Linked DNA regions of Mus musculus: region 1 is linked to region 2. Evidence: chromatin loops called from intact Hi-C (ENCODE). Cell type or tissue: left cerebral cortex. All regions are shown on one strand. Each heading gives the region's core, and the rest is flanking DNA. Links, peaks and the distances in the headings are about the cores only. Region 1 has its middle 410 kb from the start of Rps6ka3. Region 2 has its middle 590 kb from the start of Cnksr2.

Evidence for each region. Peaks named below come from ENCODE experiments on the same cell type or tissue, not always from the same donor. Only the 100,000 strongest peaks of a DNase experiment are listed, where the experiment ranks them.
Region 1: it touches region 2 in a loop (3-fold over the local background); 2 of 42 quality-filtered maps call a loop at or near these places.

What each region holds. Positions count from the first base shown.
Region 1 is chrX:158,844,653-158,856,530 of GRCm38, reverse strand. No RefSeq gene overlaps it. Among named protein-coding and RNA genes, the nearest start is that of Rps6ka3, 410 kb to the left of the region's middle. In left cerebral cortex, for the core only: no CTCF peak of the experiment used is centred there; DNase peaks (open chromatin) are centred at 4,592, 5,553, 7,914, 8,045 and 3 more places; H3K27ac peaks cover 3,328 bases.
Region 2 is chrX:158,629,862-158,641,739 of GRCm38, reverse strand. No RefSeq gene overlaps it. Among named protein-coding and RNA genes, the nearest start is that of Cnksr2, 590 kb to the right of the region's middle. In left cerebral cortex, for the core only: no CTCF peak of the experiment used is centred there; a DNase peak (open chromatin) is centred at 9,140.

The DNA of each region.
Region 1 (11,878 bases), core at 2,303-10,302, 210 kb before region 2:
CTACATGCCAAGATAGAAGATGCTGCTGTGACATTGACCACAATGATTTCAGCATGGTGAGGAGAGAAGCTCCATTTTGTCAGAGTGATGGTAGAAGAAGAGGTCCACAGACCCCAGTTTGGGCTTCACTAGATTTAGTTCTCTCTTATCTTTTGGAAGTTTACAGGAATGCCCTAGATCATTCATTGGAGATGGAGGAAGGTTTATGGCTGTAACTTAGCAGTATTTTCACACACACACACACACACACACACACACAACTAATTTAAATGTCTTTGTCAATGACATTGGTGATTCATTACTCTTTGGGAAGTGATGGGCATATTTTTCCTCTCTGTCCACTTCTCATTTCTTCATGTTTCACATCCATCTCCTGAAGACATTATTTTGGTGGCTGGGCATGCAGCTCAGTGGAAGAGGGTGTGTATAACACACACAAGGTTGGGGGTCTGTTGCCAGTGGCACAGAAACGTCACACATTTTTAGCATCTATCCCTTCTATGCTCTAGACTTACTGAAAATACTTCTGATTGAATTTTACCTCTATCCTTTCACAGATTTGAAAGAAATATTCTTTCCTGTGTTTGAGTTTTCATGCACCTTGAGTTTCCTGACATTATTTTCCTCTTAGCAGTTTGGTAGGGCTCCCTTGGCCAGAATTTTTTTTTTTTGCATGCTCATTACATTACTTTAAGAAGTTGATGTTCCCAAATGAGAACACAGTGATGGAGGAAAGTAGACACTCATGGAACAGACTAGAGGTGGCTGCTAATACTAAGGGGAATATTATGTTTGATTACCACCCTTTCAGTCAGCTCTCACCATCATGGTCAGTGATAAATGATGCCTGAGACTGAACTGTAAGAGAACAATGAGGGCTTTCTATAGTAGATGGCAGCAGTTCCAGTGTACATGCTATAATTGAGGCTGTCTTCTCTTTTCTCTCTCCCAGGCACACTGCTGGATTGAACTTTCAAGCATCATTTGCAGTTTTACTTAGCCATAGTAAGAGAAGTGGATACAGGGTAGAAAAATAGTAACCAGGCATTTGAAATAGACCAATTCCGAGAATTCTTCTTCATGTTCTCTTTCCCTTTGTCTTCCACTGAGGCTCAGAGCATTTATCAATATACCCTAAGGGACTGGACCTGATCAAAAAAGAAAGAGATAAAAGGAAAAACAATGTCATGAATACGTTTTCTTTTTGGAAGTCACATGGACAACAAACTGACATAGAAAGCCACAGTGATTTTGTGATCTGTTGGTTACAGTCACTGTCGTAATGGTTCCTCACTAACACACATTCCTTGTTTGAGTTTTCTCTCTCTCTATTCTTCCACACTGCTCTGGAATGCATCACTGTTTTAAAATCAAGAGTTCCCTACCTTCCTGCCTTCCTTCCTTCCTTCCTTCCTTCCTTCCTTCCTTCCTTCCTTCCTTCCTTTATCCTTTGTCCTGTGAATACTACCCTGGGCTAACCCCTCCCTCTGGATTTCTGAAGTGACTATTCCCTTACTGGCTGAATAATGAAAAGCTTAGTTATGATAGTTTGATTCCATTTAGCTTTTTAAAAAATTCAGCATAATAACCAAGTTATCATGAGATTTATATAAGGAAATAGCAGTTAGTGGCTTAGAACAGCATCTGGCATGTAATAAGCGCTCCAACATTATTTGTCTCCTGATAGTTTACTCCTTCTGTTTTCTGAACTGCTACCTGTGTGAAGCATCGAGTTCGCTGGTGCAATTCATGTTGTTTCTTCATCTGCAACACTTATCAAGACATCAGTACCACTTGCCTTCACTGACACTTGCTTAGCAGCTACTGAGGACAAAAACCTTGGATAGTGCAGGGTTAGGGATATGAATATGCATCTGAGGATGCCAATTAGTTTCCACATCTCTGTCAGCAAATCAAGTGAATTGTTACTATTTGAAGTAGTTCTTTTTTTTTTGATTTTTTAAATAGGTATTTTCTTCATTTACATTTCCAATACTATCCCAAAAGTCCCCCATACCGCCCCCCACTCCTCTACCCACCCACTCTCACTTCTTGGCCCTGGCATTCCCCTGTACTGAGGCATATAAAGTTTGCGTGTCCAATGGGCCTCTCTTACCAATGATGGCCGACTAGGCCATCTTCTGATACATATGCAGCTAGAGATAGAAGCTCTGGGGATACTGGTTAGTTCATATTGTTGTTCCACCTATAGGGTTGCAGTTCCCTTTAGCTCCTTGGTTACTTTCTCTAGCTTCTCCATTGGGGGCCCTGTAATCCATCCAATAGCTGACTCTGAGCATCCAGTCAGTGTATGCAATGGTACACAGCATTGCTAGTGTATGCAATGGTGTCAGCGTTTGGAGGCTGATTATGGGATGGAACTCCGGGTATGGCAGTCTCTAGATGGTCCATCCTTTCATCTCAGCTCCAAACTTTGTCTCTGTAACTCCTTCAATAGGTGTTTTGTTCCCAATTCTAAGAAGGGGCAAAGTGTTCATTCACACTTTGGTCTTCGTTCTTCTTCAGTTTCATGTGCTTTGCAAATTGTATCTTATATCTTGGGTATTCTAGGTTTCTGGGCTAATATCCACTTATCAGTGAGTACATATCATGTGAGTTCTTTTGTGATTGTGTTACCTCAATCAGGATGATGCCCTCCAGGTTCATCCATTTGCCTAGGAATTTCATAAATTCATTCTTTTTAATAGCTAAGTAGTACTCCATTGTGTAAATGTACCACATTTTCTGTATCTATTCCTCTGTTGAGGGGCATCTGGGTTCTTTTCAGCTTCTGGCTATTATAAGTAAGGCTGCTATGAACATAGTGGAGCATGTGTCCTTCTTACTGGTTGGAACATCTTCTGGATATATGCCCAGGAGAAATATTGCGGGATCCTCCAGTAGTACCATGTCCAATTTTCTGAGGAACTGCCAGACTAATTTCCAGAGTGGTTGTACAAGCTTGCAATCCCACCAACAATGGAGGAGTGTTCCTCTTTCTCCACATCCTCCCTGCATCTGCTGTCACCTGAATTTTAGATCTTAGCCATTCTGACTGGTGTGATGTGGAATTGAAGTAGTTCTTAAGAAGTTCCTTTTAATTCTTTGATGATTTCATAATACATATGTACATAGTAAAATAAAACATGTTCATAGTCACCTGCCATTTCATCCCTCCCACTTCCCCTAGACCTGCCCTCCTCATGTCTACCTCCAAGCTTCATGTAATATTATTATTATTCTTTTCATTGTTATTAAATTCAGTTAATTTAGTGCTGTCCATATGTGCATGGGTGGGGAACATTTCATAGGAGCATCAGCAACTGCCAGTGGCTACACTTTCAAAGAAGGATCTTTCTCCCCTTGCAGCTATCAAGTGCTAGTAGTTCCTTAGTTAGAAGTAGGGCTTCATGAGTCCCACTGCTGAGATGGTATTTGCTTGCATCCTCAATGTTGAATTCCTTAAAGCTCCTCCTCAGAGAGCTATTGTATGGATGAAATGGTAGACTAGAAAATCTCTGCAAATCTGAAAGTGTGGAACAAGTGTTTTGAAAGATGGCAATTTTCAACCCTTCAAAGCTTTTAAATGAAATTTGCAACTTTCTGTGAATTTTTTGTCTTCCCTCCAAATTGAAAATAAGCTTGTCAAAAGTGAGGCATGCATTATTTGATCTGTAAATCTCTAATCTACAATGTTCATCATGAAAACCCTAAATTCCTTTCCTTAGCTGGTAGTTTTCTGCAAAGTACTATCCATATATCACATATGGGATATGACTGTTGGCTTCAAGAAAAGAAATCTGCTTCAGGCATGTTGCTAAGTGGAAAAATACACTTTAAAAGCATATACTTGGTTCTCTGAACAAAACTATCTTGGGTTTTAAGCACTGGTCTTCAACAAAACTGACAGGCAAGGAATGATTATTGAGCTGTTGGTCTGCTCTGTGCATCTGGACACACAGTGTTGAGTAAGCTGTCAATCCTCCCATCTCTCCAGGCTATTTTAGGGATGCTCATGGTGAGGTCATGCATATCCATTTCTGTAGTGTTCTCCCACTCTGCCCACTCACCATGTGTTCTGCTGCTGTGATATTTTTGCTCACTCTCATAGTACTCTCTCCCTCTTACCTTAATTCCCTCCCCCAGAGAAGAAAGTTAATTCTTCAAGTCCACTCCCCCTAAACTGAGAATGTGAGTGAGATTTGGAAGGACTGCTCACCCTGCTATTTTCCTTTCTTATCCGCTTCAGGTTCGTGTTGAAATGACTCAAGAGTAAACAGCTTGATATTCTTTAAAAACAATGCTTCAATGGAAGAAAAAAAATAGATCAATGGTAAAAGAATGACATTTGTTTCTCTATGACTTGTTTCTGCTGTTTCCCAACTTTCACATTTAATTCTACTGTCTTTCATGCAGTTTCAGGTCTGCAGAAAGATGTTTCTAAAGGAAAAGAAAATGACCAAGTCATACATTTAATAACAGTACAAGGCAGAACCTAAATACAAATATCTTTGCACTGGATTTAAATAATCTCTTTGTTGTCAGTGCAGCACCATGGGCATAGAAATGGCTTCCAGTCTCATCTCTCTCGTCTCCTGTGAATTAGCAAAACCACAACCCAGCTTTAAGGAATAGTTTTATTTTTAAGTCTTTGGCTCAGCTGTCCTTAAGTGATTTTATGTTATGTCTTATCCCGGTACTATTGCCTCTTTGACTCTATCTTTTGACAAATATACATAGCTAGACTTGTCGCTCAGTTGGAAGAATGCATTTGTGGTTTGCAAGAAGCCCCCAGCACTGCCTAAAACCAGATGCCCTGGCACAGGTTTGTAATTTGAATACCTGGGAGGTGGAGGTGGGAGAATCAAAGCAAGTTCAAGACCAACATAGGATACATGAGGCTTTACCTCATGAAATGTTTTATTTTGTTTTTTAATACTTACCCTCAACTCTAGATAGTTTCAGATGGTCTGAATCCAACTCTATTCTTTCACTTAAAGGTTGTTTAAAAATGATTACTACTCATGGGAAGTTACAAGAATGAGACAAATGTTCTGTGAACTCTTTAGCTTATCTAGCTAACAAAGGACACCCAGTAAATCTGGACATTTGGATAACTAATGGATACTTTTCAGTATAAGTATATCTAATCCGAAGCCTGAGACATAGCTATAATTATCACGTCATAAAGTAACCTGGAAGAATTCCTGCCTGTTCAGTGTAGAGAACAACTAGATACATACTTATATTCCTTTGTGCCCTTTTACTTTAAATATTTTCAGAACTGTTATTATATTTAATTCTGTTTTATGGAATATTTACATGTTTCAAATGTGAAGGTTACACCATTATAATTCCAGTGCTTATGATCTTTGAACAAACTGAGATTAGTTCATTTTAATTTTTTTTTCAAAAGATGTGATACTTTCCCCTAGGTACCACTCTTTTGTGGTTACTGCATAAAACAATTTTCTGCAACAGCATCATTTCAGAAAGATAGCCTTCACAACAGTATGGCTGTCTTTTACGTTGCTTTAAAACAAGCCACCTCATGTTTAACCTAGAGAAAAGCAGGATTCATGCTAATTAGCGTTCCAGTTCCTTTCATTTTGTACAGCACTAAAAATATTTCACAAAGTCCTTGAATGGAAAATCAACAGGGAGATTTGCAAATGTGATCCTAATTAAGGTGTTTGTGTTTTATTTTTAACAACACTGTATATAGGTTTTATGATTTGGAATTGGGAAAATAAGAATGAATTAATGCTTGTCTTTAAAAGGCAGTTTTGGGGGGGTATGAATGAATTACTTAATGTTCATTCAATTAAAGAACTTAAAGATGATTTGGTGTATAAGTCTTTTTTGGATACTTATGAATATGTAAAAATTTTGACAGGTTAAAAATTCAGAACTAATCAATACTTATTATGCCAACTTCAGTGTTACTTTTAGTGTTGGGAGGGAATACATGGTCTTATACAGGCTGGGTAAGTTCTACTGCCCATCCTAATGCATGCTTACTATAGAAATATTTGAAAGTCATAAAAAGTGAAAACACTATCTCTTTCCAAATTACTTTACCTAAAAGAAAATCATAGTTATTGTAGAGATAATTCTTTTTAATACTTTCCTATGTTTATTTAACACATTTGGGATTAAGTTAGGCACATATTCATATTTACTTTTTCCATTTAACATTAAAATATAAGCCCTTTGGTATAATATTAAGACTTTGTAAATCATTTATTGGCTATTTATCATTCTACTATTCAACTTGGAATTAAGATTTTTAAATCATGTTATCTCTTGATCCAATTGGTATAAAGCATATGCAAGAACTTAAAGGCACTTTAAAATATGATTATGCTCTTCCATAGAAAAGTTTTGGATTCTCGATCTTACAGCACAAGCAATTGCTATTCTATTCAGGAATTTTTCCCCGGTGCAATACCACTTCTGGGCATATATCCAGAAGATGCTCCAACTGGTAGGAAGGACACATGCTCCACTATGTTCATAGCAGCCTTATTTATAATAGCCAGAAGCTGAAAAGAACCCAGATGCCCCTCAACAGAGGAATGGATACAGAAAATATGGTACATTTACACAATGGAGTACTACTTAGCTATTAAAAAGAATGAATTTATGAAATTCCTAGGCAAATGGATGAACCTGGAGGGCATCATCCTGATTGAGGTAACACAATCACAAAAGAACTCACATGATATGTACTCACTGATAAGTGGATATTAGCCCAGAAACCTAGAATACCCAAGATATAAGATACAATTTGCAAAGCACATGAAACTGAAGAAGAACGAAGACCAAAGTGTGAATGAACTCTTTGATCCTTCTTAGAATTGGGAACAAAACACCCATTGAAGGAGTTACAGAGACAAAGTTTGGAGCTGAGATGAAAGGATGGACCATCTAGAGACTGCCATACCCGGGGTTCCATCCCATAATCAGCCTCCAAGTGCTGACACCATTGCGTACACTAGCAAGATTTTGCTGAAAGGACTCTGATATAGCTGTCTCTTGTGAGGCTATGCCGGGGCCTAGCAAACACAGAAGTGGATGCTCACAGTCAGCTATTGGATGGATCACAGGGCCCCCAATGGAGGAGCTAGAGAAAGTACCCAAGGAGCTAAAGGAATCTGCAACCCTATAGGTGGAACAACAATATGAACTAACCAGTACCCCCTAGAGCTTGTGTCTCTAGCTGCATATGTATCAGAAGATGGCCTAGTTGGCCATCAGTGGAAAGAGAGGCCCATTGGTCTTGCAAATTTTATATGCCTCAGTACAGGGGAACGCCAGGGCCAAGAAGTGGGAGTGGATGGGTAGGGGAGTGGGGGGGGGGTTATGGGGGACTTTTGGGATAGCATTGGAAATGTAAATGAAGTAAATACCTAATTAAAATAAAATTTAAAAAAAGAAAAGTTTTGGAAAATTTTCTATACTTACTATTCCAACCTGGGAATTGTTTTAAGGTATAAAAAAAGCCATGGGACTTTTTAGGTTAGTTTGCAGTATATATTTCATCTGTGTGCCCTCACACCAGTGGCTTTCAGTTTGATCCTTGAACTGAAAGTATCAGAATCCCCCAAGAGCTCGTTGGAAATGCAAATTTGGGGACAAGATCCCAGACTTACAGAACCAGAAACTTTTATTAGAAAATTGCAGTTATGGTGCTCCATGCTCATCCACAAACCACTGCTTCAAATTCTGGAGTAATTTCTCACAAGAAGCTTCTCCTTTATCATTTCCTTTAACTTGTATTCATTGGTTGGTTACTGCATCCAACATTTGCTGAGTATCTATAACAAAATGCCTCAAGATATATAGCAGCAAGCAGAATCACAAAGAGTCCCTAAGCTTACAGCTGGTAATTTATAATGTGAGTCGCCAGGGAGGCTTTACTGAGAAGGTGATAGGAAGAAAAACGCTAAATTGAATTTAAAGGAGAAATATTCCTCCCAAAAGGAGCAGGAAGTGAAAAGCATCAGAGATGTGACATTATAATGCTGCACTGTTAGAAACACAGTAAGGATCTCAGTGTGGAGAAAGGTGGTAAGGGCAATTGAAGAAGGACTCAGAGGTGCTCAGGTTGCTCAAAACTATACATATGGAGGGGCTGTAGAGGAGATGTGTGGGTGTCCCAGCTGACAGTTCACAGTGGATATTTTCACATAAGCAAACCAAACATCTTACAAATTAAAGCTTTTCTTCCCTTCTCGTGATCTGTGTCCACCAATCTTAATCATCTTTAGACCAAGAGCTACCAATGAAATCTCTGCTTGACCCAGGTAGCAGAGATGAGTGTATTTAGGGAAAAGAAAATTGTGTATTTAAAGAACTAAAAAGATTAACTAACCAGCACTGGAAACCACCAAAAGAACACGCTTAGACGTACTCCTAAAGCTGCTGTTTCAAGAAGGCAAGGCAAAGGAAAGGTGTTAAGAAAAACTGGCCCATTGTATTAGCTTGCCATTGCTGTGTAACAGTGTTAAGGCACCTAGAAGCTCAACACCAGTTCATCTATTTACCACCTCCTTGTTCAGAGGTTCAAGGGTGGCTCTACTGAAATCAGTGTGATCTGGAACAGTCTCATATGAGACTTGAAGTCCTCTTCTAAGCCTTCTGGTTGGGACTACTCTTACAGCTGTAGGGTTGGGGGTCTTCAGTTCTTAGAGGCTGCTTCCCACTATGGCCTCTTTGGAACAGAGCAGCTTGCTTTTTTCAGGCCAAAAAAGAAAGCAGTTGCAGCTTTGATGACGTTCCTCCTTTGAGTGATTTGCCTCATCTCAGGGTCATTTTCCTTTTGATACAGCAAAACATCAACTGACTGAAGTTAAGTTTTTCCGTGTAAAAGCACTTCATCTTTGTTATATTAGAGGAGTGAGAGTCCCCACAATTAGGAAGTCCTATCTTCATTTAAATTGAAGTATTATACAGGATGTGTACATTAGTGGGGCATCTTGGGAGCTATCTTATAATTCTGTCTATTTCATCAATATTAGAGCACTTTTTGTGGAACATTTTTTAAAAATCTGATGTGCCTGAAGAATTTTTTTAAATCTAATTTTCTTTTCTTATTTTTTCATACATTACTGGGACAGTTCTTGAAACTAGAGTAAAAAAGAAATGGTCTCTATTAGATGAAATAGAGGTACCAGGGTTGCCAACAAAGACTTTAAAAGAAGGGGTAAAGGGATTTCCCAAAAAGGGCATGCTGAAATTATTCTATTAAATATAATAAACCCCACCAGTTGACTATGTTCCTTGGGAAAGATTTATTTTCCAAGATAATAAGAAATGCACTGGGGAAAAGGGGCAACCTCATTGAAAAGTTTAATATTGGATGTTCTCTGTAGGCCAGAGCTGATGGTAGGAAATGTTATTACAGAACTAGATTCTTAGCAGCAATGGGGCTAATGTGATCCCAGAATAGCAGATGGCAATGCTGGACCATTAGAAGTAAGGCAGGCATAATGATCACTACGGGCAGCAGGTTCAGAATCTCAGCCAGGGGACCCTGACTTGCTAGGATCTTTGGAGACAGATAGTTAACATGGCATAGTATTTTAGAGGCAATATAGAATGGCAACCTGAATAGCGCTTGCCATATATAATCAAAAGAAATCAGAGGTCTGTGACCTAATGGAATGTCAAAATCCTGTACCAAGTTTCAAGATCCAAGCTCAGGTAGTAGAACATTTGCCAAGCAAGTGCAAGATCATGGGGTTGAGCCCCAGCAGCACCCCTGCCCCAGAGACACAGACAGAGACAGGCAGAAAGAGAAACAGAGAACTGGTGTGAGAGAGACTAAGAACAAGTGAGATCAAGAAGGACAAAGAGACGGAAGCAGAGAGAATCTGAATCTAGTTCTTAGATGCAGAACAAATTGACTGAAGACATGGTACCCATGAGGAAGAACCTACCTCCTGCCATCATGACAAGTGTCTTCAGTAGCAATCCTTTTTTTTTTTTTTTTTTGTCACTCTAGGATCTTAGTGATATTTCCTTGAGTAGCAATGCATAAAGGAAAGGCGAATACTGCTTGTTCCCCAGTGGTTGGATACAGTGCGCTTGTTGGCACTGATATTCTAAAATCTCAAGTACCACCATGGCTTCCTCATATTAATATAGATCAGGTCAGAAACTAGATGGACTTGGCTTGGGAGTGGCTTATCACTGGTTCAATAATTCACAGAGTAACCTCAAAACATAACAATTGTTTAACTATCTACTAGCTGTTAACCTTCACATTGGGTCCTTGAACTATAGAAGCCCAGAAACTACTCCCAACCCTTGTCTCCTGGGAAAGGTTCTCAGTCACAGATATCATCACATACCTGGTAGAGGGAACCAAATATGGGGGAAAGGATGCATCCTTTTCTGGCAGGTAATCCTTTTATTTTATAAAGCACCAATACATGGCTTTTCTTTTTAACCCCTCACAATCCATCAGCTTTGTTCTTACTACAGCAATAAGATTTCTGCCAACTTTCTTTATCTATGAGTTGTGTGTGTATGTGTGTGTGTGTCTGTGTGTGTCTGTGTGTGTCTGTGTGTGTGGTGTGGTGTGGTGTGGTGTGGTGTGTATGTGTGTGTTTTGCATCTTCAGACCCATTTTCTTGGAGGATGATGTCTCCAGGCAAGATTGTTATCCAGATTTCAATTTAAAATATCTGACTGAGATAGTTCTTAAAAAATTAAAATTATTATCACATAAAATAATGCATTTTGATGGTAGGAATAAATGGCTATAAAATTGTATTATTTTAACATGCCACAAACAAGTCTTAAGATTGCTTAATTTACCATAGGATAGTTTGAATTGGATTCATTTGGCTTGGAATCACTTAGATTTGATTTTAGGATTAGAACAAAATATCTTTGAAATAAGTTCAAGAAGTCATTGACCTTATGGCAAAGCTAGAAGTTGGGGAAAAGATTGCCACATCCGGCATGGTTCCAGGAATACACCTGACCGGAGCGGCAAGGGAATGAAAAAATGTAAACACACAGGCACACAGAAAAATTAGGATTGAGTGGACCAGGCTCTGTAATGAAAAAGAGAAAAAAACAAAAAAAACAGCATAGTGCCTTAGCTTGTTTGGTATACACAGCTGAATAAGGAGGTGGGCTTATTGCATACATCTGAACAGTGAGGCAGGGTTATTATATACAGCTGTACAAAGAGACAAATTTAGCTAAGCTCAGTAAGAGTAGTCTCTGTAGGGAAAAATTCTTTAGGCTGTAACTATCCTGAGTAGGGGGAGAAAGCTATGGTGAACATTTTCTTTACACACTATCACCATCCACATACGGACAGAGGAAGACTCATCTCTTCCTCTGAGCATCACTTTAGAAGGACGTTTTATAAATTTCCCCATAATTCTGAATCCATGGTCCTTGACATGGTTGGCTCATATGAACATTACACACCCATTCAGGCCTTCACACACTCAGGGCTTCCTCTATTCCCCACAATAAATGGATATTATTTTGCTATGGCCTCCTAACCTGGGCAGGGTTTTTCAGACTTTCCCATATGGTAGGGGTATGACTATGGCAGGCAGCAGGCAGCAGCTATTGAAAACTAGAATGCAGTCAATGTTATGCATTAAGTCCAAACCAGGAGGCTTAAATAGTTTTGAAGTTAATGATTTACCAGGAATAGAATCTAATGATTTCTGGGTGGACATATAACAAAATATTTTCACAGTGGATACCTTATGCGACTCTCTTATTGGCATTTGGTTATAACAAGATGTTAATGTAACAGCCAATAAGTGTGAGGCAAGCAAAATAGTTATAAATCCATCCTCCTTTTCTAGGGCTGCAATAACCAAGTACCAAATTATGAACA
Region 2 (11,878 bases), core at 1,181-9,180:
GATTTAATAGTAGTCAAATTTTCTTTCTTTTTTTTATTAGGTATTTTCTTCATTTACATTTCCAATGCTATCCCAAAAGTCCCCCATACCCTCTCCCCACTACCCTACCCCCCCACTCCTACTTCTTGGCCCTGGTGATCCCCTGTACTGAGGCATATAAAGTTTGCAAGACCAATGGGCCTCTCTTTCCAATGATGGCCGACTAGGTCATCTTCTGATACATATGCAGCTAGAGACATGAGCTCTGGGGGTACTGCTTAGTTCATATTGTTGTTCCACCTATAGGGTTGCAAACCCCTTTAGCTCCTTGGGTACTTTCTCTAGCTCCTCCATTGGGGGCCCTGTGATCCATCCAATAGCTGACTGTGAGTATTCACTTCTGTGTTTGCTAGGCCCCGGCATAGTCTCACAAGAGACAGCTATATCTGGGTCCTTTCAGCAAATTTTATATATTCTTTTCATCTCAGAAATATGCATAGAGGTTAAAATAATCTTTACTTGTTTTAGTTCAACTGAGAGAACTCTGGTCTGTAGTGAAGCCTCGGTGTATTCATTTTCCATCTTTGAGCACAGTCACTAATTGCTTCACTATAGCTACTCATGAGAGGGAAAATAAAATGTGTAGTCATAAACACATTTAAATGACTATTTTCTTTATCAAGGCTTCATAGACCTGTCTTCGTTTTCCAGTATTTTACAATTGTTTCAGCCCAGAAATGTGAATGACTTTACACACTGCCACTGCAATGATCCTGTAACATGCTTGCTGGTTGCATTTCATTATCTTGCCAACACTCGTTGATAAAGAAGGTAGCTATGAGCTCTGAACCTTGAAATAGGATTAAAAACCATAATTTAGCTTTACAAACCTTGGAGAAGTACTTCTCCACAATTACCTTTTAAATTCATCCAACCATTCTACTAATTTCATTCCTTGTTTAGAAGTTCAGTTCCATGAATGATTTTTAAATTAAAATTTTGCCTCAACCCTAGAATCCTTAGGTTCAGAAACAGTCATGTATATTAAACCAGTCTCATAGACATAATCTCCAAAACATCCCATTGTCTTCACTTCTGCTTGATGTGATGGCTCTAAATCCCAGCTTCTAGCATAGGATAGCTGAATCAGATGACTGCAGGGGACGATGCACTCTGCCTCACTGAAGATCATGTATTGGAGGCCTAGAATGTTCATTGTGTTATTCAATACTGCATCTTGAGGACAAGAAATGTGAGATGATGCAGACATTGTTCCCACTCCATGTACAATTTTGCTTCTGGGTCCATATTTGTGAGGTAACTTTACCTTCCCTTTTATAACAGCAATGATCGAAAGGCAGTGAAAGATGCTGGCCTAAAGAATAGAGCTCTGTAAGCCATGTTTTCATTTTGAAAACAATTTAGGGGTCTAGAAATCCAATCTGACTGATGTGTGGCTTTTCTAATATAAACCTACAGTAATTGTACAAAAACCATTCGGTTCAGGGCTGGTGAACTTCTCCTGCCTCAGGTATATAACTTATAGTGGGGGCCTAGCAGGCTGACAAGGAAGGACCTGTTGTTAAAGAAGGAATTCAATTGCTGCCCCCAAGGACAAGGCAACCTAGTTGAAGGGCTGTGATTTTCACAATTCATATACAGAAATACTGAAGCACAGATGTAAACACATTGGCTAGGGATCACGCACAGGCTTACTTTGTATCTGTGCCTTTGGGAAGCCTGGAGTTCTTGAGGCAGAACACAAGATTGTGATTTGCATGAAGTTTCCTAAGCATTAAAGTCACCGGGGGATTTGCTAGCTGCCTCTCTACCCACACCAGCACACTTAGATCAAGAAACTCCAGGAGACAGTAACAGGAAAGCTACTGCTCCTACAGAGACACTTGGGAATGTTAGAGTGTGCTCTCCTCACAATTCTGAAGCATTTGCTGTTCGGGGACACCTCTGTTTTCTTCCCGAGCAGGGCGATTGCTGAAAGCATCCCTAACACTGGGTTATATGCCCTTTAATTTCCTCAAAAGAAGATAATACAAAAATAGATGTGTAACTTGAACTTGGGGGATTTTTTTAAAAGGAATATTAACAGACTTTGCCAGCATTTCCCAGGGGCAGTGGCCCAGAGTACATGTTGTGACAGGTCAGCTCAGCTATTGAAGAAGCAGTTTGGGGACTTGTTAAAAGTGTAGAAACAAATGTCCTTACAGAATCAAGGTCCCAGTACATTTCAGAGGGGGATTGGATGCAATAAAAAGTACCCATTACTTGACTCTAAGATATTCTGTAACCTACAGTTAGTGGAAGAAGTCATACATAGACTTCCTTAAAAATACATAGAATTTCTTAGGAAAAAAACCTTTCTAGGAGAATTAAGGGCTTCAAATAAAACAGCTAATACAAAAGAGAAAGGATGCATCATATATGCATGCGCAGAAGTTCAGAGGAGCAAGTAGGGATGGGGAGGGGTGGTGATATGGGAGTGGGACTGGAGGTTAGGAAGAGGATAAAAGAAAGCTTCATTGTATCCAGAAGCAGCCAGTCCATAAGGCAATACACAATGACCTGATGTTTATATTCCTTCAGAATGCCCAAAAGAATCCTTGCCAGATTTTGACTCTGTGACAGACTTTCTCTCTATAGCTCAGGCTGACATCAAACTTGTGATCCTACTGTCTCAGACTCTCACATGCAAGGATTACAGGTACATGATACCACACTGGCATCTCATGGCAATTTTAATGCATAAATGGTAATAGCAGGAAGAGATTGAAAGCATGAGACAGGGAAGGAGATCCTTGTCTGAGAATGATGCTTGTAGACTGGAGCAAGTTTTCCTCTGAGAGGCTCCACCCAGAAGCTGACTTAAACAGATACAGACACTCATAGCCAGACATGGATAGAGCCTGGAGAATCTTATGGAAGAATAGGAAGAAAGATTGTGGGACAGCAAAGGGGACAGGAACTCCACAGAAGACCAACAGAGTCAACTAAGTTGGACCCTTAGGGTTCTCAGAATCTGAACCACCTGTGGGGTGTGGAACAGTCGGAGGGTAGGTGGTGGGACAGTAAAATATAGAGTGTAAATATATGGATTAATTGAATAAAAAAAGAAAAAGAACATACATGGGTTGGACTTAGGCCTTCTTGCACATATGTATCAGATATGCAGCTTGGTCTTCTTGTGGGTCCCAAACAACTGGACTGGAGACTTTCCCAAAAGCTGTTGCCTGTATGCAGGATATGTTGTTCTAGTTGGGCTGCCTTGTCTGGCCTCAGTGGGAGAGGAAATGCCTAGCCTCACAGAGACATGAAGTGCCAGGGTGGGGGATGCCTGGGGAGGGGCACCTGTTCAGAGGAGAAGGGGAGAGGGCATTGGGGGAAGAATGAGGGGGGTTACTGGGAGGGGGACAGTGAGCAGGATGTAAAGTGAGTAAGTAGAAAAAATAAATTGAAAAAAATAAGTGCAAAAATTATATTCAGGTAAAGGATACAATATGTGATATTAAGAGAAGGAAATGTACAAGGTATTTTTGTTTATGAATAGTATCTGTCTTTATACTGGAAGCTGGAGCTCAAGCAGAGATAGAAATTGAAGTTCCCTACTGTTTTAGAGACTAGAACCTGAGAGACTAAATCCTAGAGGAATTGGAGCTGTGAAGAAAGGTGGCAGCAGAAGTTTCCCCAATCCATGATAAGTATATTGTGATACTCTAATTAGGCAAAAATTATTATGAGTTCACTGTGAAAAGTAAGCATATTGAGTATGATTTTGAATATATTATGATAAATAGCTATGCTGTTACATGCTCACCACAGGAAAACGAGTTGTCTTCAATGGTGTATCACTGGGTATATCAACTATACTCAAGAGCAAGTTCCATGCTCTAAGAGCAGTTGGTCAACACAAAACAAACTCAGTGGTATTTTTGAGGACCTTTTGTTTTGTTTTGCTTTACTGTTGGCTTTGACTTGTTTGCTTTGATCATTGTTTTTTTTGTGTGGCTTTTTAAAATGTGTGAATGTGTGTGTGTGTATGTGTATGTGTGTGTGTGTGTGTTTCTTGCCTTTTTCTTCCTTTGTTTTGAAAGACACAGATAAAGAACATAAAGTTGAGTGGGTAGCATCTGGGAGGAGTTGGGGAAGGAGAAAAACAAGCTCAATATATAGTGTATGAAAACAATTTTTCAATATAAATAGTAAATAAAAAGCAAATATCTTAGACTAAAAGTATTATGAACTTTGATATAAACTCAGGGAGCTGACAATTACAATTTTTCAAAAAAGATTTCTTTTTTTGTTGTTGTTGTTGTTTTTGGTTTTTGGTTTTTTGAGACAGGGTTTCTCTGTGTAGCCCTGGCTGTCCTGGAACTCATTCTGTAGACCAGGCTGGCCTCAAACTCAGAAATTTGCCTGGCTCTGCCTCCTAAGTGCTGGGATTAAAGGCATGCGCCACCGCTGCCCAGCCCCTAAAAAGATTTCTTAGCAAAACAACTAATTTAATCCCAAAATACATGGAACAAGACAACATACTCTAAATGAGATTTATCAGGTTTTATATTTTATTTATTTATTTATTTTTATTATTTTTTTAATTAGGTATTTTCCTCATTTACATTTCCAATGCTATTCCAAAAGTCCCCCATGCTCTCCCCCCCACTCCCCTACCCACCCACTCCCACTTTTTGGCCCTGGCGTTCCCCTGTACTGGGGCATATAAAGTTTGCAAGTCCAATGGGCCTCTCTTTCCAGTGATGGCCGACTATCAGGTTTTATATTTTAAATCCATTTAATTAACTACTATGAGAATTAGGCAGAAACCCCTCCAGATTATCTCAATAGATAAAGAAAAGAATTTGACTAAATTTTAACATTATTCATCATAAAAATTATCTGAGAAATATGAATATGAGGGGACTATTTTTTCATTCTAAGTAAAGGCAGCTAACAAAGTCTCCATTTAGCATTTTACTCAATGATAAACTATTTAAAATAGTCTTTTAGGTTTGGAAACGACCAAGTCTTTGTCACCATTTCCATTTAACAATGCATTAGAAGTCTTTCACATTACCAGAAAACAAATGTATTCACATTGGAAAGAAAAAGCAAATGAAATGAAAAATGATTTCACACTAAAACTCTTAGAGAATAAACAAACAAAAACTAAGACTATCAAGGATATTTGAATCAAGTTTGATATAAAATTCATTTTTATTTATAAACTCTTGCAGCAAGTAATTGAATAATGGAACTTAAGAATTCCATTTGCAATATGACCAAAAGTCATAAATATCTTACTTTGCAAATACTAATGAGACAATGACAAAATACTGGTAGAAGGCCTAAAGAGAGCACTACACTATGGGGATGGATTGTAAGACTTGGTCTTATTAAGATGTTGTTTCTCCTCATTTTAATATATAAACCCAGTAGAACTCTAATAATAGTATTAAGATACTTATAAAATGGACACAGATGAACTGATTTAAAAATTTGTACAAATATACAAAAGGCTGGAATTAACCTAATTATTCTAGAAAAGAACTCAAAACTGGTCCACCTGTATCACCTGACTTTAAGATTTATTATAGCCACACTAATTGGAATGGTGGTAGTTACAAAAAGTAGATTATTCATTGAGTTTTAAGATGAGCAATGCAGAAAGAGATTGGCACTTATTAACCCACTAATTTTCAATATAGGCGTAAACCAATTTAAAATAATGAATACTGAAACCACACACACACACACACACACACACACACACACACACACACACACATATATATCAAATCAAGTTGCATCAAAGACATAGTAAAAGCTAAAAATTAAAAGCTTTCTAGAAGAAAGCTACTAGAGAGAAAGTTTGCTGTCTGTGGCAAGGGAATTATATGGGGCACAGGTACAAACATAACAGAAACAATTTCCTATCTTCCATGTGTACTTCAGTTTAAACATATAAAACAAAAGATTCTATGTTAGGATCACAAAAGGGAGAGAGCATGCAGCATCTGTGTTCTGGGTGACTTCACTTAGTGCATTTTTCCAGATCTATATATTTATCTGTAAATTTCATTTTTCTTTACTGTTGATTAATATGCCATTGTGTATATATACCACATTTTCTTTTTCCACTCATCAATTGATGGACATCTTGGTTGATTCCATTTCCTAGTTACTGTAAATACTATCCCTGTGAACAAGGATATGCAAGTGTCTCTATAATAGGCTAAAAAGTTATTTGGGTATGTGTCTTGGATAGCTGGGTCATATGGCAATCCTATTTTTAGCTTTTTGAGAAAACTCTACACTGGTTTCCTAAGGGGTTGTATTAGTAGTAGAAGGTACTTTGCAGGTGCTGTCAGGAAAATACATTAATAGTGTCACCTAGTACCAGACCCCATATGTGAAAAATATCAACTTGCCTAGAAAGATTTGAACACTGATACAATAGTGGCATGAATATTTGTGGATTAAGCAAATACTTTATATTGTATAGGAGATCTACTGCATAGGAGCGAGTTTATGACTGGTACTGTAATAATGGTCAAGAGCCCTTGACTGAAAAGATCATAGGAACCTACTTTCTTTTTCTTCCTTCCTTCCTTCCTTCCTTCCTTCCTTCCTTCCTTCCTTCCTTCCTTCCTTCCTTCCTTCCTCCCTCCCTCCCTCCCTCCCTCCCTCCCTCCCTCCCTCCCTCCCTCTCTCTCTCTCTCTCTTTCTTTCTTTCTTTCTTTCTTTCTTTCTTTCTTTCTTCCTTCTTTCCTTCCTTCCTTCCTTCCTCTCTCTCTCTCTCTCTCTCTCTCTCTCTCTCTCTCTCTCTCTCCCTCTCTCTCTCTCTCTCTCTCTCTCTCTCTCTCTCTCTCTCTCTTTCTTTCTTTTAATTTTTGGTTAATGGTCTATGTCTTGGTCACTCTTCTAAGGCTGTAAAGACACTATACCCAAAGCAACTCTTACAGAGGAAAGTATTTAATTGGGGTCTTACTTAACAGTTTCAGAAGTTAGTCCATTATCATCATGATAGGGAGCATGGTGATACACAGACATGGTACTGTAACTGAGTGTTCTACATCATGATCTATAGTCGGAGTGAGGGGTACACTGGTTCAACAATGGGCTTTTGAAACATCAAAGCCTACTCCCAGTGACACACTTCCTCTAACAAGGCCACATCCACTCCCAACAAGGCCATATCTCATAATTCTTCTCAAATAGTGCCACTCCCTGGTTAATAAGCATTCAATTATATGAGTCCATGGGGGTCATTCCTATTCAAACTACCATAGTCATGATTTCAAACTGCTCTCTAAATACTTCTGATTATGCCCATAAATTTGTGTGGCTTCTAACTTTAGTTGTTTTTTTTTTAAGCAACTGTTTACAGCTGAGTAGTTGTTAACATAGAGATTCATAATTGTGAGTACTCAGGTATAAGTGAGTACTATATACATTTTTATCTATATAAACCTCCCCTCAGCAATGATTGAGAGATCATCGAGGAACAGGGGTGAAAAGGCAGAGAAGAGGTGAAAAGGCAGAGAAGAGAGCTGTAAAGAGAGCTGTAAAATGCTGATTTCTGGACATAACATGATTGTTTCACACTTCAAGCCACAAGTATTCACACTACATGACCAACATGGATGGAGAGGAGTACCATGGACTAAATACATGGTAGAGGAGCTAGTGATAATTTATGGCTATTGAAGGATAGTCACTCTCCTCTGGGGATGTGACTGCTGGTAGGTTGCCCATGCTTCATTGGATGTCCCCATACTCGTGTGTATAATGAACAGCCCTAATGGGACTCAAGGGGTTATCAACAACAACGATAATGATGATGACGAGGATGATGATGAAGTTGGGAGAGAGATTAAAAAGGGGACATTAGGAGGAACAGGAAAGAGGTAGTAGTAAATGGATGTGATCAAAATATATTCTATAACATCTGGTATGATGGTACTTGCATTTAATACCAGTATACTAAAGGCAGCGGTAGATTGAGCTCTGTGAATCTGGGACCAGCCTGGACGGCATAGTGAGTTCTAGGTCATTCTGGGTTGCATAGTGAGATTCTGTCTCAAGGCAAAACAAAAACAAAACACTGTATAAATATATGAAATTTTCAAACAATAAAAAATTATTTAAGAAGAAACAGTTGATGAATAGATTTTACCAACGTTTATAACTTCTGTTTATTAAAGTTGAGAAAATGCAAAGCTAAGCTAGTAGAAAAGATTTAAAATATAGGGCATCTGACCAAAGGAAGGAATTGTTGAAGTAAGGGCATACAATGACTACTTTCAGTGAATATATGAAGCACATAAAAACCCAACCAAAAAATGATGAAAAGAAAGGAATTCTGGAATAGACATTTAGGAAAATAAGATACTTTAATGCCTTGTGAATACATACAACAGTGCTAAGACATTTTAAAAATATAGTTAACTAAATTCTTTTGTGATTCAGATATCCCATCCCTATATATGTACCTAAAATGAATGCTTAGCTCCACCATGACATTTCTACATGAATGTTTGTTTCCAGCCACACACTGGAAATGGTATCACCCTTCAGTGGGACATTCAAAACCAGCAGCAGCAACAACAAAACAATAACCTGCCCATATGCAAAACAAAATAAAGGCTCTTAAAATCATTATGCTGTGCGACAGAGAGAGGCTATACTTTATGATGAAAACAGACAAACATAATCAATGGTAATAAGAAGGAGAACAGTGTTTGTCTATGGCAGTGCAGGAATTTATTGGAAGGGGGAATTAGGGAATTTTCTAATGTGATGGAAATGGTCTGTATTTTATTAGGCCATTACCTGAGTGTATACATTTATCAAAGCTAATCAAAATAACACCTGTCTATTTTATTGTATGTAAATTCTATCCCAATTAAAAAATTCTCCAAGCAATAGTTTTTGGGGGTCCATATGGCAACCTCAGACTGGCCAGCAAGACAGGTGAATGAATTTATTTTGCAACAGTCTTTTAATAGAGATTTTAAAACCAGACATTGGATTCATTTGTTTTTAAAGAAACATATTTTTTGAGGAAAGTGTAAAAGACAGATTGGAAAGGGGAGTATCTGGAGGCTACGCAAGTCCAGGCAAAAAGTGCTGAGGCATGAAACTAGGGCAAGTGGAAGTGGGTGTGAAGGAGTTGACAGATGGGGGAAATATGGAGTGAATGTCAATGGAAATACATGGTGGAATTGAAGAGAGCTAGGGAAGAGTTGAGGATGGTTTTCCATTCCTTGATGAAAAATTTGTCCTTTTGTTGTTTGGGGATGAGATAAAGTTGTTGAAGGGTGCAATAAAGAAGGTATTACAGACAAAGTCAAAATACCTGCAGGATATCTATGTGGAGTTTTCCAACCATCACTTGGAAGGATGGATGTGAAACACAGGAGACTGGTAAGACCTAGAATCATAGCTAGAGATAAAAAGTGGGCAGCCCAAGGAATTAAGGAGAATGGAAAACAACCAGAGGGCTGGAGGCAATGTCACATAAGGTATCTCAGCACAGATAGCATGTGCCAAGCTTGTGAAAATTCGTAAAGCTCCCAAACACCCAAAATTCAGCCTTTTCACATTCATAAACCCCCAGATACCCTCAGGTTTTCACCTTTAAAATTCTATCATTTTTGCTTCTTTCTTACTAGTGATCACACATGAGAAGAAGGACAAAAGAATGTAGATCTGATACTAAGTAATTGGTGTCAATTCTCATCCTCCCTGTCAGGACCTACTTTTAGCTTGAAAGAATGTAATGGAATTTAGTGGAGAACAGCACAAGTAGCACATTTAATCAGACTCAGGAGCCAGGAACTGAGAGTGGCAAAATGTTAAGTGCTAGGTAGCATTCTGCGATTATTCTACTTTAGTGGCATCTTACTAAACATCGTATTAATCATAATCTTATTAATCATTATCAATTAAATATCAGATAGAATTCCACCTAAAAAATTTACATATTTTTCTCCTGATGTCTGTGGCAGCAGGTGGTTGCAGCGAGTCTCCTGGTGATGGAGATTGAATATGGCCCCCAAGTTATGTGGCTTTTAGTAGTCTCCCTCCTTCGAGTTTCAGACTGAAGTAGTAGCCAACAGACACAAACGATAGAACACTTGAAGATAAAACCAGGAGAGTGGACTAAGTGGAGCTTAGAGGGGAGGAGTTGAAGAGAAAAAAAGGAAAGCAATGCAGCCCAAAGCCAGGGAAAAACATTTGTAAAGAGAATACTCAACAAAACTTCATGATGCTAAGTTTAGTGGGCTAATTAGCAATTAGGTTTGGTACTTTCTAGAAGTTCACACCCCACTCCCCACAGCTGCATATTTAAATTCATTCCCCTGGTCCTCTGGGCTTCTCTCCTGTCTCTCCCTCCATACCTGATCCTGCCCTACCTTTCCCCTCTCCCACCCACATCCCTCCTTTCCTCTGTCTCCAGTGATCATTTCCTTCCCCCTTCTAAGTGGGATTGGAGCATCCTCACTTGGGCCTTCCTTCTTGTTAAACTTATGGTCTGTGGCTTCTATCATGGGTATTCTGTACTTTTTGGCTAGGACATTAGGGCATGGCTAGAGAAAATTAAAGAACATAGACCACAAGTTTATAAAAGCCAGATTGCAGAAAGCTAGAGAATGTGGGGTACATAAGTGGAAGAACAAAAAGCATCTATCTCACTGGGAAGAAAAATATGGTGATGGGGTATCTTGCTAAAGAAGCAACTCTTGGGAAAGATTTTGTTAGGGAATGAAAACTTAAGCATGTTTAATGACTAAAGGCAATCAGCAATTGGAGAAGTTAGCAACAGAGAGAAGGATGAGCTAAAGTCAACAAAAAAGAAAGTTAAGAAAAGGGCAAAGAAATAGAAATGGGTAGAGTAAGGAGCAGGAACAAAAAGAAAGCCAATACATAGCCTGTTGTCCAACTTTTAGCTACACCATAGACTGGGACAGGAGACATGCTCATCTCATGCAATATTCTCAATTTCCTTGTCCCCATTTGACCCTTTTAAATTATATTTACAACTGCCTGCTATTCAGGTATACCTGAGCAGTTTACCCCAACCCCACTCAACTACACAGAAATCTACAACTCTTATTTTGTCAAACTGGTTATCTATCACGTTTTATATTTTATCTAATCACGTTCTCCTTCATGCAGTGGTAAATATGATTTCATATCTCTTTGTGGAATATCAGGAGGAATCAAGGTTAGTAATAAGAAATGAGAGTTGGGCCAGATCATAATCTTATCATATCTTCTAGGTACCACCTTCTATGATTCATCTATTTGGTGTCTGCCACTTCCAAAGAGCCTGATTTCAACAGAATGAGGTATCATTTGTCTCCCAAAAAATTTCCCCTGGGACTTCGAGTTCCATTTTTGTGTCTTCAATCATCCTATATTTTATCCATCTCCTCAAAGACTCAGTTTTCCCTAAAACCTTCTCAGGTAATGTAACACCCCCGCCCCTTGATACACACACACACACACACACACACACACACACACACACACACACACACACATTCAGTTCTTTCTGTTGCTTTCAGGACACCTTGGTTCCATCTTCTCCGAGAAAAATAATTCTAGTGTTCATGCCTTATTATGAAAGACAAAAATTGGTCCCTTTTCTCAGTTACTCTGTATGCTTATTTATTTTACATGGGAAACAACTTCAACAAGGAACATTTAAACTTGTTTCTTGTTTTTAGAGAGTCTGCATGGTCTTTTACACCAGTTAAGCAATTAAAGCTAGATAGTTTTGGCCATAATATGCAGGTTAATTATCTCAAGGATGATGAGTAAAATCAACCTCCAGTTGTTGAATACAGACTCCAGAGTTCACAGCAGCTCAGCATTCAGA